Linked DNA regions of Homo sapiens: region 2 is linked to region 1. A link is a loop called in an ENCODE intact Hi-C map of the cell type or tissue named here. Cell type or tissue: OCI-LY7. All regions are shown on one strand.

Region 1 (8,000 bases):
ATGATTTTTTATACACTCATTTCCCATCTTATATATGCCCTAGTATACTGCACAATTCCCAGTGTTACCATTTCTATCACAAAAGAATGAAAAAGAAAAATAATATTCGACTATTTCTAGTATTCAAGAAATATTAGGCATTGCACTGGTACATTCACATTTGTTACCCCATTCAATTCTCACATAGCATTAGCCTCATTTGGGGAAATTGAGATTCACAGCATTGATATGTGAAATGGGAGCATTTAAGCTTAGAGCCCCTCCCAGTTTTCTCTCCCTACAAAATGTATTTAACTAAATTCTTCCCTTCCTTAGAATCCATCAACTTCTTTATTCAACTCTCCCCACAACCAAGACCTTTCTTCTGAAGCACTGATAAATAAATCAGGATTCTGCCATGCATCTGTGGATGGATGAATTGCCAGTACTCTTGATGTGAAATGGGCATGCCCAAATGTTTCCATTCCTATTTTAAGTAACGAATTCATGTTCTTCATGCCCCTATCATTAGCAAGAGCTTTTATTTTACCGTGTGCCATTCAGAAGCACTACATAACATTATGGCTTGTGCTCGTGCCATGTAACATTGGAATGGGTTCAATTGGCTTCCACCCCAGAATAACACCCAATTTTCAGGATGTGATTTAGCAATCCTTCCTTCCTCTCAACTCTAAGTATGTGTCATCTGTATCACTGGAATTTCAAGGTAATTGAATTCATAATTATAGCAGAAGATATTGAGTGTGTAATACATGCCAATGATGTGGAAATGATCGATGAGGTAGAGTGGGTTGCAGTAATTATTATTGTCCCCATTTTACAGATGAAATCACAGCACCTTAGAAAGGCTAACTTGCCCTAGTTCTCATAATTAATATGTAAAAGAGCTGCGACTTGAACTTCTTTTTGATCAAATAGCTCAGACCGTCAACCTGCCTACTATGAATGAGGTACCGGCTAGATTGTTGGCAACACAGCAGGTAGACAAGAGTCAGTCCCTGTTATCAAGGGATCACAGTTCAGTGAGCTAAATAGAAACGTGCCTTCAACTGCACTGCGCTACACTGAAACAAGTGCTAGTACTGGATAAGACCCAGTTGTTGTTGGCGCCAACAAGAGAAGTAGCTAATGTCACACTTAGAGTAGAAGACCTTGTGTTATAGCCTATCTTTTCTGTGCATGGCCTGTCTCTCTACCTAGGAAGCAGAGTCTCATACATCTTTGTTTCCTTATTCTCTAATACAATCCCTGACACACAATAAGTGTCCATGAAGTGGTCCAGGCTATACAACCAGCTCTTGCATAACCCAGAGTGAAGCCCAACTACCCTGACAAATAATACAATTTAGGACTAAATCCACACTTTCTAGCTGAGATGCAACCTGCACAGAATTACACTACGTTTATTTTTCAACCCATGGTATTGGAAGACACGTGAACTAGTTGGACATGAAAATCCCAGACTGAACAGCAGCTGGACTGTTTTTAATCCCTGGAGCAGGACAGAAGGGACAGGCTTTAGTCATGTGACAAAGGAAGCAGCCACAATACAGAAGATTTCTGAGCAGTGGGGAAGATCTGCAGTGCTCAGGACCGAAGTTGCTTTCTTTCTTAAAAATGCCTGTCAGATGTCTAAAAATCCTCTCTCTAGCAGCAAAGGTGAAGGCATTATCTAATGACCAAAGTAGACACTGAACCAAAGTGAACATTTGAGAGAAGCAGTGGACAGGCAACTGTAATAGCAAATTGGAACAGAAGTAGCTAAAGCTATAGAAACACAATTCATCAGTGGATGAAGTCATCGTGATTTAAGTTTGTACATGAGCAATTTTAGACAGAAAGACTGAGAATTCTCTGCAGTTGAAATGTCAACCCAAATACAAAAAAAAAAAAAGACTATTCTAACATGAAACCACATAAATCAGCATAGTAGGTAGATTGATGTGGGACATGAAAGAGATTCAGCATAGACCAAAGAAAATACATGGTGACCAATGTGGCAACAAATGAAAACCAACCAAACAAGAACAAGCAAAGCCTCCTTATTCATTCAGAGCTTGTTATATAGCAAGGGAACCAGCCACTATCACTTGCATTTGGCAAAGACTCAAAGGCAGAGGAGTGAGAAAGCTTCATCATGGAGAAAAGGGAAGGCTTCAGGTGTGCCCTGTTTGGAGGCTTGTTGGCCTGGGGAAGCTGGAGGCAGGCTAACTACAAGCGGGGCATCCTACCTGATGGGTATGGGACATATTTGGCTTACTCTGGATATTTATAAATTGGAAACAAGGACAAAAATTAGAGATACTGTCAGTTGTTAATCAAGCTTGGCAATTTGGGGCCAACGGCTACAGGAGTTATTGTTTGGCTTCCTGGACCAGTTTCTAGAAACAGCGGTCAGACTTCCTGCAAGTTGATTTAGAGATAGCAGGCTGACTTCCTGGGCTAGTTACTAAAAATAACAGATTAGTTTCCAAGGCTGGTTGCTGCAGATTGTGGGACAGAGTTCTGTTTTTGCATATTGATTTTCTCCTCAGGGAAACACATTTTAGGAAAATCTAGTGTAGGGCGGAAGTCAATGTACCATGAGCAGGACCAGCTTCTCCTGCCACTTTCTAGTTGTGTGATTTGTGCCAAGTTGCTAGACTTCTTTCACCCTCAGTTTCCTCATCTGTAAAATTGAGATACTGCATAAGAGTTTGATGAGGATTAAATAAACCAATATACATAAAGTCCTTAGCATAGTGCCTAGAACATGGAAAGTAGCAAATTAATGTCATCTGCTGTTAATGTAATCTTACTAATATCTTTTTTTACCTGACTTAATCCAGGAACTTAACCAGAGAAAGGGGATAAAATTCCAAGGGATAGCATTTCAGGGAAAATCCACTGGAGAGGTTTCATAGGCCATGAAGCATATATTGAGTGCTCTGTGTGATAATAAAAAGACTAATTGGGAAAAGTCTGTATATACCTCACCCCAAGAGAAGGATACCATCAGAGAGTTGCCTTTAAATATTTAATATCTTATGTTTGATTGATAAATAATATGCCTGAGAATAAATTTACTCCAGAGACAGTTACATGGCAGCATTGTAAAAAAAAAAAAAAAAAAAAAGTATAGTAGAGGTTAAAACAGTCTGCAAACTTTTGAGAAGAGACAACAAAAGAATGCATGATAATAAAAATCTCATGACATCTTCAGAGATAAGCACTATAATTATGCCTGTTTTACACACAAGAAAACTGAAGCAGGGAGGGCTCAGTAACGTGATAGTCATAGTCAAGATTCAAGGAGAACGCTTAGCAGCTAAGTAGGAAGTTGCAGCAAAAAAAAAAAAAAAAAAAGGTTGGGGGAGGGTCTGGGTGATTCTCTTAAGAACACACCACAGAGAGATGATGCTTAAGTACAAATGGACCGAGAGAATGGGACAAAAAGTGTATAATCACTAAGTTCCCCATTCAAACTTTCTCCATATTATAAAACACTGGCATCTTCCATTTTAGCACATAGGGAATTATTGTATTTCATTTTTCGCCTGCATTTGGCATGAAGTTTCTCTGACATGTTATTCACTCCCTAATGGAAGAAGATGCCTGAAAGAAGCAAGTTATTCTGTTTTCAACAGGACCAAACCTGCAGCCTTGGCCCCCAAGGCTCTAAGGACATCGTGTAAGTGGCCAACTGTAGGGCAGGCTTTGGTTCAAAGAGCCTAAGTCAGTAAGAAAGGAAGAGGAGCACCCCCTAAAATTGTTTGGTTGATTTAACAAAGCAGTTTGTACCTTCTGAAATGTACAAGTTGCTAAGAAATTGCATTGTTTTCCTCTTTTTGTAGAGTACATTCTTAATGTGGTATTTTGGTTTGTGTTTTATGATAGGTGCTATAGTTTCAGGGTTTGAATATGGGTTTCATTAATCCCATAATTTGTGCCTCCACTGGAAGGAACTGAATATTCTAGACTTGGTGCATAGTGCCCTCTTCTGGATGAAGTGAAATCTCCTTTCCTAATATGCAAACCTGGAGATAACGAAATGGATGCTAAAAGACAAGGGAAGGCTCCAGAGGCACATGGGTGGGAACTGCTGTCTCCCCTGGGAATACAGAAAGAGTTTGCCCATCCCCAATGTGGTCTGCAAGACCCAGGCTCAGTCCTATCCTAGTGAAGGATGAGAGAGTGCAAGATGTCTGTGACTTATAAGGAAAAACAAAAAACAAAAACAGGCAAGGGAGGATATGGTCACTGTCTGGATTCAGAAATCTAACCAGAAATCTAAACACCTGAGAATGAGTTGGATGGCTGAAACTAATCTCACCAGAACAGTTCAGGGACCCAAACAGAACTTTGGTGGTCTGAAGAAAAGAAATGTCACGGCCGGGCACAGTGGCTCACACCTATAATCTCAGCACTTTGGGAGGCCGAAGCGAGTGGATCACCTGAGGTCAGGAGTTTGAGACCAGTCTGGGCAACTTGGTGAAACCCTGTCTCTACTAAAAATACAAAAATCAGCCGGCCATGGTGGAACGTGCCTGTAATCCCAGCTACTCCAGAGGCTGAAGCAGGAGAATTGCTTAGAACCCAGGAGGCAGAGGTTGCAGTGAACCAAGATCGCGCCACTGCACTCCAGCCTGAGCGACAGAGCGAGACTCTGTCAAAAGAAGTCACATACTTACTATTTAGAATGACTCCTGGAAATTTGATCCTGTTCATCTCCTAAATTTGTTTAGTTCCGATCACAGCAACTGAGTTGTAAAACATGTAGACTGCAGTTAATGGATGCTTTTTGAAGAAGTGCTAATCTAGAAATACCAGACTTTTCTAAAAAGAATAGGAAAGGAATGTGTCTTCAATGGTGCTGTCCACCAATGTTTCTGGTTCTCCTCCTTCTGGGCACAAATGAGCACTGCACTTTCTGTACCTCCATGAAGTTAGATGTGGCCCTGTGGCTTGCTGTGGCCAATAAAATGTGAGTGGAAGTTAAGATTTAAAGAAGCGCTGCAAAATTCACCACATTTCCTTCCCCTTGCCACCACAAGGTGGGCAAACTACACTCCCTGCAGACCAAATCCAGTCCTCTGTCAGTTTTTATAAATAAAATTTTATTGGAACACAGCCATGCCTATCTCTTTACACATTGCAGCTGTTTCCATGCTATAATGGCAGTTAAGCAGCTGCAATAGAAACCACATGGCCAGCAAAGCTGTGTACTGTGCTGTCTGACCCTTTACAGAAAAAGTTTGCCAAACCCTGCTCTTGGTGGTGGGGTCACTGAGAGAAAACGACGTGGAGGGTAGCCATGCAGAATGTGATGGACATGTATAAGAATGAAATAAACCTTTATTGTCTTTGGGTAGTGAGATTTCAAAGTATTTCTGCTACTGCAGCATAGCTGAGTCCATCCTGACCCTACACGGGGTAAAGAAAAATCGCTGACAAAAATAGAAAAAGAGAAAGTATAGAATTGAAAACACCTTGAAAGAGGCTCTCCAAACATTATTGATAGAAAATATGAAAATTCAATGGCATTGACATTATCTTTTAACCAGGTGGGGAATAAGCATGATCCCCACATACCAATGAGGCTATTTTTCAGTTAAGCCAGACAAAGACATGATGTTTTTCCCAAAATTCTAAATGAATTCATTTCTATATCCAAGGAAGGCCCGCCAGCTTTAATCAGACACCGGTTTGTTTTATGAGAGGAGTGAAGAGGCTCATTACAGCAAATCCCAGGCACACGTTGATAAATTCCTAAACTTGGACTCTGATAAAACTCAGGAACACACTTCCCATTCCACTATTCTTCTGAATCACTGAGCCAGAGGCAGTGCCTGATTTGTGACCTTCAGCTGTCCGCCATCCCTCGTAGATCATTTCCACCTAATAGACCCTTAAAATTGTCATCATCTTCTTTCCTTCCACATTTGAAAGAAATGTTAAAGATTGATCCACCACTGGGTTAGCTATTTTGCAACTTCCCCCACCTGTTTAAGAAGGAAGCAATTGTAAATAAATGCAGCTTTCCAGGACATTTTAAATGGTAGCAATCACAGCAATTTCAGCCACACAGAGGGGAGGGGAGCAGAGAGGAGCGAGAGTGGATATAATGGGCTATAGGTAACATATTTCACCTCTAGGGAACCAGGGTAAAGCTTTTCCCAGTTCCCTCAGATTGAAAGTTGTAACCACCTAACAGCTAGTCAGGAGCTTGGAGGAAAAGAAATGTTCCCTGCCTTGTTTCCCATCAGCCTTGACATCACATCTGGCTAACTCTAATCGCCCCTTTGTGTACCAAGGCAGGATGCAGAGGAATGAAGAGACATGGCTTCTTGTTGACTGGACCCTAGTGGAGAGAGATAACAGGTACCCACATAAGATCATTGCAGCTAAATAGGGGACTTTGATCAGAAAAGTCTCTGCGCACCTATTAATTAATTCAACTGAAACTGGGGTGGGGACAAAGAGACAGTGGCAGGAGGATGTGCTCAGTCTCAGGGGTCAGCCTCTAGGCATTCTGTAAAGCAGCTCCATCTTCCTGACGCTATGGATTTGTGATGCTCAAGACTGCTTCATCCAAATTCAACTCAGAATGGAAATTCTTCTAATACAGAGCTCTCCCTCAGGCTGTGACAAGTGTTCTCTACAGGCCCAAAGACTAAGAAGAAAGAAAGGAAGGGTTTTTTCCTTCTGTCGTTAGTGCCAGCCTTCTCTGTGAACCTGTCTGATTCCTTCCAATCTATTCCAGAACAATAAGTAGAAATGAGCTCCCCCATCCCTACAAGGCAGGTGGAAGCCATAAGAATGAAAACAGAGCTGGGAGCCCCAGTTGAGGAGTTAAACTGGGTCCAGCATTTTGGTTTTATCAGTTGCCTGGGCTTACTTGTTGAGTTCACAGATGACTTCTAACTAGGACAGCTGCTGAATACACTGGAAAAACAAAAGTTCAAAACAGCCTCACTAAATTAAAGGTGAGATCCAAAGCCACCAGCAAATGAAGGTTAATAGAGAACCCCTACTGCAGCTTAGATTAAGGGAAGAACAACAAAACTTCCCAGGTACAAACAGCATGCAAAAGCGCTGGCCATGTATGTATGACAGAAGAAGATCTGGAGATCTTAGTGGACAAGCTCATTGAGTCAGCAACATCATAGAAGTGTTAACAAGAATATAAAAGACAAGCTATGGAAATATCTTCATAGATGCATGCATTCTTTTATTCAGCAAACTTTATCAAATGCCTTCTATGCTCCACGTATTGTGCTAAAATTTAAGGCAAAGCTCAGTAATCTACAGCAGCCCACCAGCCACACTATTTTTGCATGGCCCTTGAGCTAAGAATGATTCGTACATTTTTAATATAAAATATAAAACAGAGTATTAGCCTTTTGGAGAGAATAGTCGCTCAAAGAATACATTGCCTCTCAGCCTGCCAAGTCTAAAATATTTACTCTCTGGCTCTCCTCAGGAAAAAAAAAAAAAAAAATTGCCGACCTCTGATCTAGGAATACAAAGTTGAATAGGAAGTGGCCCCCACCCTCAACTCACAGTTTGGTGTGAACTATACAATCAGTATCATAGTACTTTGTTCTCTCCTGGCTTCACAAGATAGAAAAAAAATGAAGAAAGTGATAAAGATTAATAAAAGAATGGGAAGAAGAATTTATGAGAAAAGTTTAAAGGAATTTAGATTATTTACTCTGGAGAAAAGGAGTCTATGGGGAGACTTAAGAATAGTCTTCAAATATTTGAGGGGATATTATTAAGCAAAAGGCTTTCCGTCATGAACAGAAAGATTAATAGAACATAGGCTAAAAAAAAATTTATTATAGAGATGGAAGAATTTCCTGAAAAGCTTTTAAACTTCTACGATGAATTAGAATTAGATGAGATCTAAATTCAATGAATTGAGAAATCCATTTTCTTTAAGTCTCTAAACCTAGCATATTTTCTCATCTGTCTGAGAGTTTTAAGGGCTGTTTGAGTATTGTCCAAGCTGACAGTGA
Region 2 (8,000 bases), 220 kb before region 1:
TCGTGAAAATAATTATGTGTTTATAAGCAATGAGTCTGTTATTTTGTGGATTAGTAAATATTTTTAAATGTCTCAGGTTTAAATTTTATGCAGTAAATGTCAAGAGATACAACCCCCATAAACAAAAGCTCTTTGGAGGCCTCAATAATTTCTAAGAGTATGAAGGGATCCTGAAACCAAAATGTTCAAAAACCACCACTCTAGATTATTCTAGATAACCGTGCCCATTAATCCTAGAGCAATGACAGGACTTAGAGATTTTTTCATTCACTCCTTTCATATTGTGGATAAGTTGAAACTTAGGGTAGCCATGTGACTTGCCCAAGATCAGTGAGTGAAAAGCATCACTAAGTTTTAAATACTGATTTCCTCATTCCTAACCCTGTGTTTACCCTACTATTGCTATACAATTTCAGATATGTCTATTTCGTATCCAAACTTTGAGAACAAGTCTCTGTCTTATACTTCTTTCATATACTTCAGAGCTGCTGGCATATGTCTCAAATAATCAAATGATGGGTGCTCAAAATTCTCGTTGGATGAATGTATACAGGAATAAAGGAGAGAAGGAAAGACAAAAGAGAGAACAGGAAACATGGATGGATGGAAGGAAGGAAGGAAGGGAGGGAGGGAGGGAGGGAGGGAGGGAGGGAAGGAGGGGGAAGGAAAGTCTTTTATGAACCCATAGGCCTTGAAACCATTTCACTCTCTCAGCAACACCCACATACAATAATCTCTTAATTATTTCCAGGCTCCAGGGACACAAAAATCTGGTCTACAAGAAACTCTCAATATCTTCCTTAAAAGTCTACACTGAAGGCTTACATATCCAAAGAAAGGCTCATAGAAGCAGCATGGCTTGTACCATCCTCATGTGCACAGCCTCCCCGGAAACCACAGAAGGAACGTCACTGCTGCTTTGCTCTGTTCCACCTGTTCCCCACATACCTATGGCTTCACAGACTCCTGAAACCTATGGGGGTTCAACTGGACAAAGGGAAAAGGCAGACAGAGCAGTGTGTCAAGACAAACAAGAGGTCCAGTCATGGCGTGATGGAGCAGAGGTACCAGGAGGAGACAGGGTCAGAACAGATGGTAACTCCTACAACAGTCTGCTTTTAAAAAGCCAAAGAAACAAGAAAGGCTATTGATCTTTTAAGAAAAAGGAAACAAAAGCTAGGAAATAGTTGGGTAAAATCACTTCTTAACAAAGAAACACCAGAGCGCCTGGCTAGCTCAGTCAGTAGAGCATGAGATTCTCAACAAAGAGAAAGCATCCCTTCTTGTGTTAAGGCCATACTATTGCACAGGGTTTTATTCAAACTTTGCACAGGATTTTATTCAAACTTTTTTCTGCTGTCCCAGAAATATTATTCAGACCTCAACTCTAGAGATTAGAATGTAAAGGTGGGAGTCTGTGGGTGGAGTGATATTAGCTTGATTCCAATTGCTGACTTCATGACCACTGATGAGGGCTTCAGGGCAGGTCCATGATGTTCATTTGTTTTCCTTAGTCAAGTTAATGCCAGCTAACTTTGGCCAGAAATTAATTAATCCTGCTCAGGGTGCTAGGAAATTCTAGATGTAGCTTGTAGATTATCTCATTTCTCCACTGTCTTCAGTCAGTTCATACAGAATTTCAAAAACTATCTCAAATCCATATATTTGCTCTTCCTACACTGCTAGGGTTCAAACTGCCATTGTTGCTCGTCGTGTTGGTCAAGATCCAGTCAGGAAAATAAAATCCAAGCTCCGAGTAGAGGAAATTGAGAGATCTCATTACAAAGGTGTTGGGAGAGCTGCAAAGACAATCAGGGAATGAGGATGTGACCCAGAGATCAGTAGGGAGTCCCTGTCACCTCCAGGGTTGGGGGAATCTTGGAAGGAGATGGTATTGCTAAAGTTCAAGAACCGAGGAAGCCAGGTAGAAATAGAAACCATGTAGAAGACTGCCCTGCGGGATCTGGGGCCACAGACAATGGGACTATCCAGTGGGTCTATGTGGAAACAGCTGACACCAAAGAGGACCAGCATTGCTGGGGTTGCCCCAAGAAACAAGGAGGGACAATGGAAAATACCCTGGCTTCTCCCTTTTTCTAGTTCTCAAATCTCCCTCCACAGCCTCCTATCAGTACAACCCACACAAAAGCAGATTGGCTGAGGAGTTTGGGAAATATACTTTGTTTTGTATGAGAAGGGTGGAGAATGGATTTGAAAACAAGCAGGCAAGTGACCAGCACATTCACCAACCCCATGAAAGTTTCCTCCCAACTGGTCTCTTGGTTTTCATTCTTGCTGCCCTCCCATCTTTTCTCTAAGTTGAGATCTCTTTAAATGGATTCTCATCACTTCCCTTCTTCTACCCTTCAGAGGCTTTCTATCACTTTGAGGATAAAATCTAAACTCTCTACCACAGTCTACAAGCCCCTGTGTGGTCCTTCGTCTGCCCATCTTCCCAGCCTAATTTCAGTCACTCTTCCCCTCACTCACTGAGCAACAACCCCATGAGCTGTCTTCTACTCCCTCCAATGTGTCAAACTGCAGGCCCTTCACACCTGTCCTTCCATATGTCTGGAAAGATCTATTCCTCCTGCTTTGGCTAAATGCTACTTTGTCCTATGGCTTTCAGCTTACAAGTCATTTCTTGGGAGGGGCTTTCCCAGACCTTCCCCATTTCAGTTAGATGCAACTTTTGTGGTCTTAATCCCCATATGTTTCCTTCATGGCACTTAACAATATTGATAGGAATATATTTGCTTGTGTCTCTATTTTTTTTTTTAACATTGGCTTGCCACTTGTCTGGAACCTGAACAGTGGGGATCTCACCGAGTCTTGTCCCTGAGGTGGCTGCTGCATCTAGCTCCATGCCTGGCACAGATAGGTGCCCACTAAAGAATGGTAGAGGATAAACACAGAGGGACAGTATGATGAAAGCATGTTATTTAATTCATAAGCTTTTCCAAAGTCCATCTGGTCTCCGTTCTGCCCCTTCATTGAGAAACCCAGGAACTAACCATCTTTGAATAAAGTCTCCCCAATGGTAAATAGATTTGCAAAGCTGCTATTGCTAAATTGAGCTTCAAGGATACATTTTTTTGACTTCTGTGTTTGGAAGGACAAAAAGTTCATCATGTCCTTTAGAGAATAACTCTTGCTGAGAAGACAGGAGAATTCTGAAGCTGCCGGTTACCTTTGCGCAACAACATGTGAAAAAGCTTCCCCCTTTTTATTTCCAGTCAACACTGTAGCTTGTCCTTATTTTTTGTGTGTGACTATGATTTTGTTATGCTTTGTAATGTGCATTTAGTAACATAAGGATATCACAGTATGTTTATGTTACTCATAAAAGACCATACCATTCTTTCTGGATGTGAGCACATTTTTAAAAAAAAGAAAGAAAGAAAGAAAGAAACAAAACAAACAACAACAACAACAAAAATCTCTTTTAAGTAGGTTTTGTTTTTCAAACAGGAAAGCCTACTGGTTTAATACAAGTTAAGGACACGTCCAGGGTTGTAACCACGGCCCCTCCTTGTGGCAAAACACATGCAATGACTCCACATACCATCTCTATTATATCCGCTCTATCTAACCTTTATCAGCAAACCAACAGAGGAGCACCCTACCCAGGCAATCTTTGTCTGGAATTTCAGCCATGGCTTTGAGACATTTCTCATCGTTTCCTTACCACACTCCCCAAAGCATTTTCTTAGTGGGGCAGCCCTCAAGTCTTTAATTCCAGCTTGTTATTTCTCTTCTTACAGAGCTAAGCGTGTTATTAATAACAGCAACGAAAAAATTAAGTATGGTGTGCACACTAATCTAAAATTTTGAGCTGGCAATTAGTTGGAGTGAAATGCAATTAGATGTTTTCCTTCAAGTCCTAATTTACATGCTGGAAAACATGGGCAGCCTTTGCAAGTAATTGCAAAAATAAGCCCTGCTTTTTGTGTCTGTGTACAAATACGAAGCTCCCCAGCACACCTGCCTTTGCCTAAATAGAATAGAGTCCCAGGGGTCTCCTTGCTTTATGATCACTGAGATATACAGCAGAAAAGGAACTGATCAGCCTTTAGGTGAAAATGTGTTTTCTCTCCACTGCAGAAATTTAGTATTAATTGACATTGACATAACCCATGGAGAACTGGGGTGCATAAATAAGTCTGACAGTTTTTCCATGTAACCCCATGAGGTGAATTGAGGCTCTTCAGAGCTGCAGCACCCCTTTGTGTGCACTCAGAGTAATAGCTGATACAATTCAATCCGTTAAACACTTCATGAGCATCTACCCTATACAACACTACTAGGAGCCCTGGAGGAAACATATCAAATGAGATACTGTTGACATCTTCAAGAGGGTACAGTCTAGTAGACCAGACAAGACACACACACAAATATCACCAACGGATGGGCTCCATGGGTATAGAGAGGTTACACCCCTGGCAGCTGCACCTCAGTGTCTCCTGAGGAACAAGAAGTGGAGGTGTCTCAGCAAATATATCAGCACCCCAAGAAAAAATCTAGTTTCAGCTCAAAGCTCAATCAAGAAGTTATTCTTGTAATACAAGGATATGGAGGGGGAACTTCCTATCATTGCAGAAAAGCAAAGTACAGAAAGAGGAAAGTAGGGTGATTTTGCAGAACATAAAAGCAAAGGAAAAATCCAGGACTATGTGTTTTCTGCAGAAAGCATTAGGGCTCTGATAGAAGTAAGCAACATCTTAGTACAGATAAGTGTTCAAAACAAGGAGTTACACATAGAATCCAAGAGCCAGTAGAACTTGGATGATACAAAGAGGAAAAAATAAAGAAGCCAGCACAGAACAGAAACCTTTCTGCTGGCCACACCACTGAGCATTTTATTAATTCCTTAGTGAGGAGAAAATTAGCAAACATCAGAATCCTCCCCATATATAATGTATAAGTCCTTATTTATAAGTAATTTTGCCTTCTAACTCCACATGGTTCTCATTTCATAGCATGGGTTCAGTTATTATTTAATTATCCTTACCCCATATTGTTTCAAAAATAATTTAAAGCAACTAACATTTTTATTTTCTTCATAAAGTCCCAAGATAAAGAGCTCCTTTTAGATAGTGTCATATACACAAAATCTAAACTGAGGAACCCCATCTGATGGCAGTGATTATGACACCTTGTAAAATGACACAAGTGTCAGGACTTTGTTGTGCCTGAGTGCACCATAGATTACAAAAATGCAAAGTGCTGTAGTCAGGATACAAACAAAGAAAAGAAGTAATTGCAGCTGGAGAGACCAGGAAGAGCCTCATGTGGGAAGTACCGCTTGCAGGATGGATGGGAGTGTAGGAAGAGAGGCATTCCTGACATAGAGAATAGTGTGTGCAAAGACATGGAGGTAGGAAAGGACCTGACTGTGCACATTTTAGAAAAGAAGAAAACAGAGAAATGCTTTGTCATTTATGTTCTCAATTTTTTTAAAGTCCTTGCTCTTGTTCTATATCAGGAATACTCAGGAGATGAAAAATAGCACAGAACCTTTTTCCCTGTGACAGACGATGAGATGCTAATGGAGCCAGCCTCACACTAGGTGAAGGTCCATTGCATAGGGTTATGGGTTATGATGGGATTTCAGAGTGAATATTCTTCTTAAAAATATTCTTACATCCTTATATTTGGCTTACCTTGAATTTCTCTACAGGAGCAAAATGTTTCATTTTACAACTGGCAATAGTGTTTTAAAGGCAAATACTCTTAGAAAAGGCCACAGAGGCCGGGCGTGTGGTGGTTCATGCCTGTAATCCCAGCACTTTGGGAGGCCAAGGCAGGCAGATCACCTGAGGTCAGGAGTTCGAGACCAGCCTGGCCAACATGGTGAAACCCTGCCTCTACTAAAAATACAAAAATTAGCCAGGCATGGTGGTGGGCACCTGTAATCCCAGCTACTCGGGAGGCTGAGGCAGGAGAATGGCTTGAACCCAGGAGGCGGAGGTTGCAGTGAACTGAGATGGAGCCATTGCACTCCAGACTGGGCAGCAAGAGCAAAGCTTTGTCTCAAAAAAAAAAAAAAATAGAAAAGGCCACAGAATGACTGTTATTCCCATGACATAGCTATCTATCTGTCATGTCTGGCCAGTTTGGCTAAAGAAGGAAGTTTCAGACCTGAAACAGGGACCAGGTTAAGGTCCAGGTTTGAGTTAGGATGCAAGCAGGAAAAAAAGGTCCAGAAGAAGGTTGGTAGTCAGAATGACTACTGTGGTCAACTTCCTATGTATATGGGAATCAGTTCTTGGTGCAGAAATGTCCCCTAGATTACTGAGTCAGGCAAGGAAAATTCAGTCACTAAACATTGGTGTAGCTCTCTAATAATAGCAAGCCTTCCTATAAAACTCAGCACAAAGTTATCCAAAGACCTCAAAATGGCTTATCCATTATTTGCTGCCTCCAGGTTTTCATGAGATCTTTTTAGTCTTCAAGGAAGACCAAAGCTGTGGACTGCTGAACAATTATTTAAAGAAAAACTCATTTTAAAACATGGGCTTATTTTAATTTATTAAAATATGCAAGGTAATGCATGCTGGTTTGGAGGAGGGAGAGCTGCCATAGAAATGAAGAAATTGAAGGACCCCTGCTTAATGCCATCCCAGAAGGTGTTTCTAAACAAGAGTGGCATGACCAAGGAGGGGCTCACTTTTTGTGGGAAAGGAAATATAGGTTGGTAAAAATGAGAGCTGCTTTTATAAAGGGAGCATTACTAAATGGAAAGGGGAGTGTGAGAGCTGTCATCTACAGTCTCACACTCTGCAGGAGATGTGAAGAGGGATCACAGGTGATTAGAAATGTTTTGAGCTAGCTAACTCTCCCAGGTAAGGTTAAGCTCAGCAAGAAGACCCCTGCCAGACTATGGCTCCACCTTTGATCTACACTCAGTAAGCAGTTGGCCTTCTGACCTTTATCAAAAGCATGTTTGAGTGGATGAAAACATGAAGTGGAAGATGGTAGTTATGAAGTATCCAGGTATCCATGGTTAATTGCATTAACCCTCACTTGTCTATCTGGACATTGTGTGAGGGTCCTTTTGTTCTTTGCATATGGGTCCTATAGGCACAGAGCATAGCCCAGGGAGCTCCCCACTTTCTTCATCAGTGATCTGGAAATTTACTTATTTCCAGACACCAACTGTATTGTTACAGTGTTAACGTATTCTTTTATGTTCCCTGCTGGGAATGACTTTCAATAATGACCAACTATCCTAATAGGATGATTTCCTGGTTTAAGTTGACTCATGTCAATAGGCAGGTAAGAAATAGGATCCTTTATCAGGGTAATGGTTTTTTAAAAATACATAATCCTAGAAAAAAAATATGGATGTTAAAATCCACAGGGCTTGGTTATTCATCGGATTTGGTTGAAGACTAGGGGACTGTGAATTGCGGGACTGAACAGAGGACGGTGACACCAGTTGAAGTAGAAAATAGACTTACACGTAGAACTCAAGGTACCTGAGGGTCACTATATTGGTAAAGAAAGGTCAAGCTTTTCTGTGGCAACAAATCACCTCAAATCTCTGTGACTTAAACTTTTATTTCTTGCTCCTACTATAGCCCAGTGGAGTTTAGACAGCTCTCCTGGAAAGCTCTCCTTAAAGGAGTGGCTCAGGAATCCAGGATCCTCCCACATTATGAATCTGCTATCTTGCAGAGCACTGCTTCCAGTCATGAGGACAGGAGAGAGAGATGTGTAGAATTGGTGCATATTATTCCCACTCACATCAATACAAGAGCTAGTGTTCATTCATTTGGTCCCAAACTAAATGCAGGAGAGGCTAGAATTTACAGTCTTCCTGAGTGCCCAGGAAGAGGAGCAGGTTTAGATAAGCATCAGGCCTGTCTCTGCTACAGATACCCAAATGACAATAGCTAGCAGGTAGCCAAATAGACCCATCTAGGGTTCAGGGAGAGGAGGACATGAATCAGAGCAGGAGGCGTAAATGTAGACATGGTCAACCACTTAAACCTAGA

The links. A loop is a pair of places that touch in the nucleus more often than their neighbours do. Peaks named below come from ENCODE experiments on the same cell type or tissue, not always from the same donor. Only the 100,000 strongest peaks of a DNase experiment are listed, where the experiment ranks them.
Region 2: a loop joins it to region 1, with 2.4 times the contacts of the local background. A loop is called at or near these places in 9 of 110 quality-filtered maps.

Annotation. Positions count from the first base shown.
Region 1 is chr12:98,369,183-98,377,182 of GRCh38, forward strand. No RefSeq gene overlaps it. Among named protein-coding and RNA genes, the nearest start is that of TRD-GTC1-1, 130 kb to the right of the region's middle. In OCI-LY7, CTCF peaks have their summits at 3,967 (motif pointing left), 4,168 and 4,885; DNase peaks (open chromatin) are centred at 3,969 and 4,909.
Region 2 is chr12:98,151,508-98,159,507 of GRCh38, forward strand. No RefSeq gene overlaps it. Among named protein-coding and RNA genes, the nearest start is that of MIR4303, 160 kb to the left of the region's middle. In OCI-LY7, CTCF peaks have their summits at 3,513 (motif pointing left) and 3,712; a DNase peak (open chromatin) is centred at 3,534; H3K27ac peaks cover 510 bases.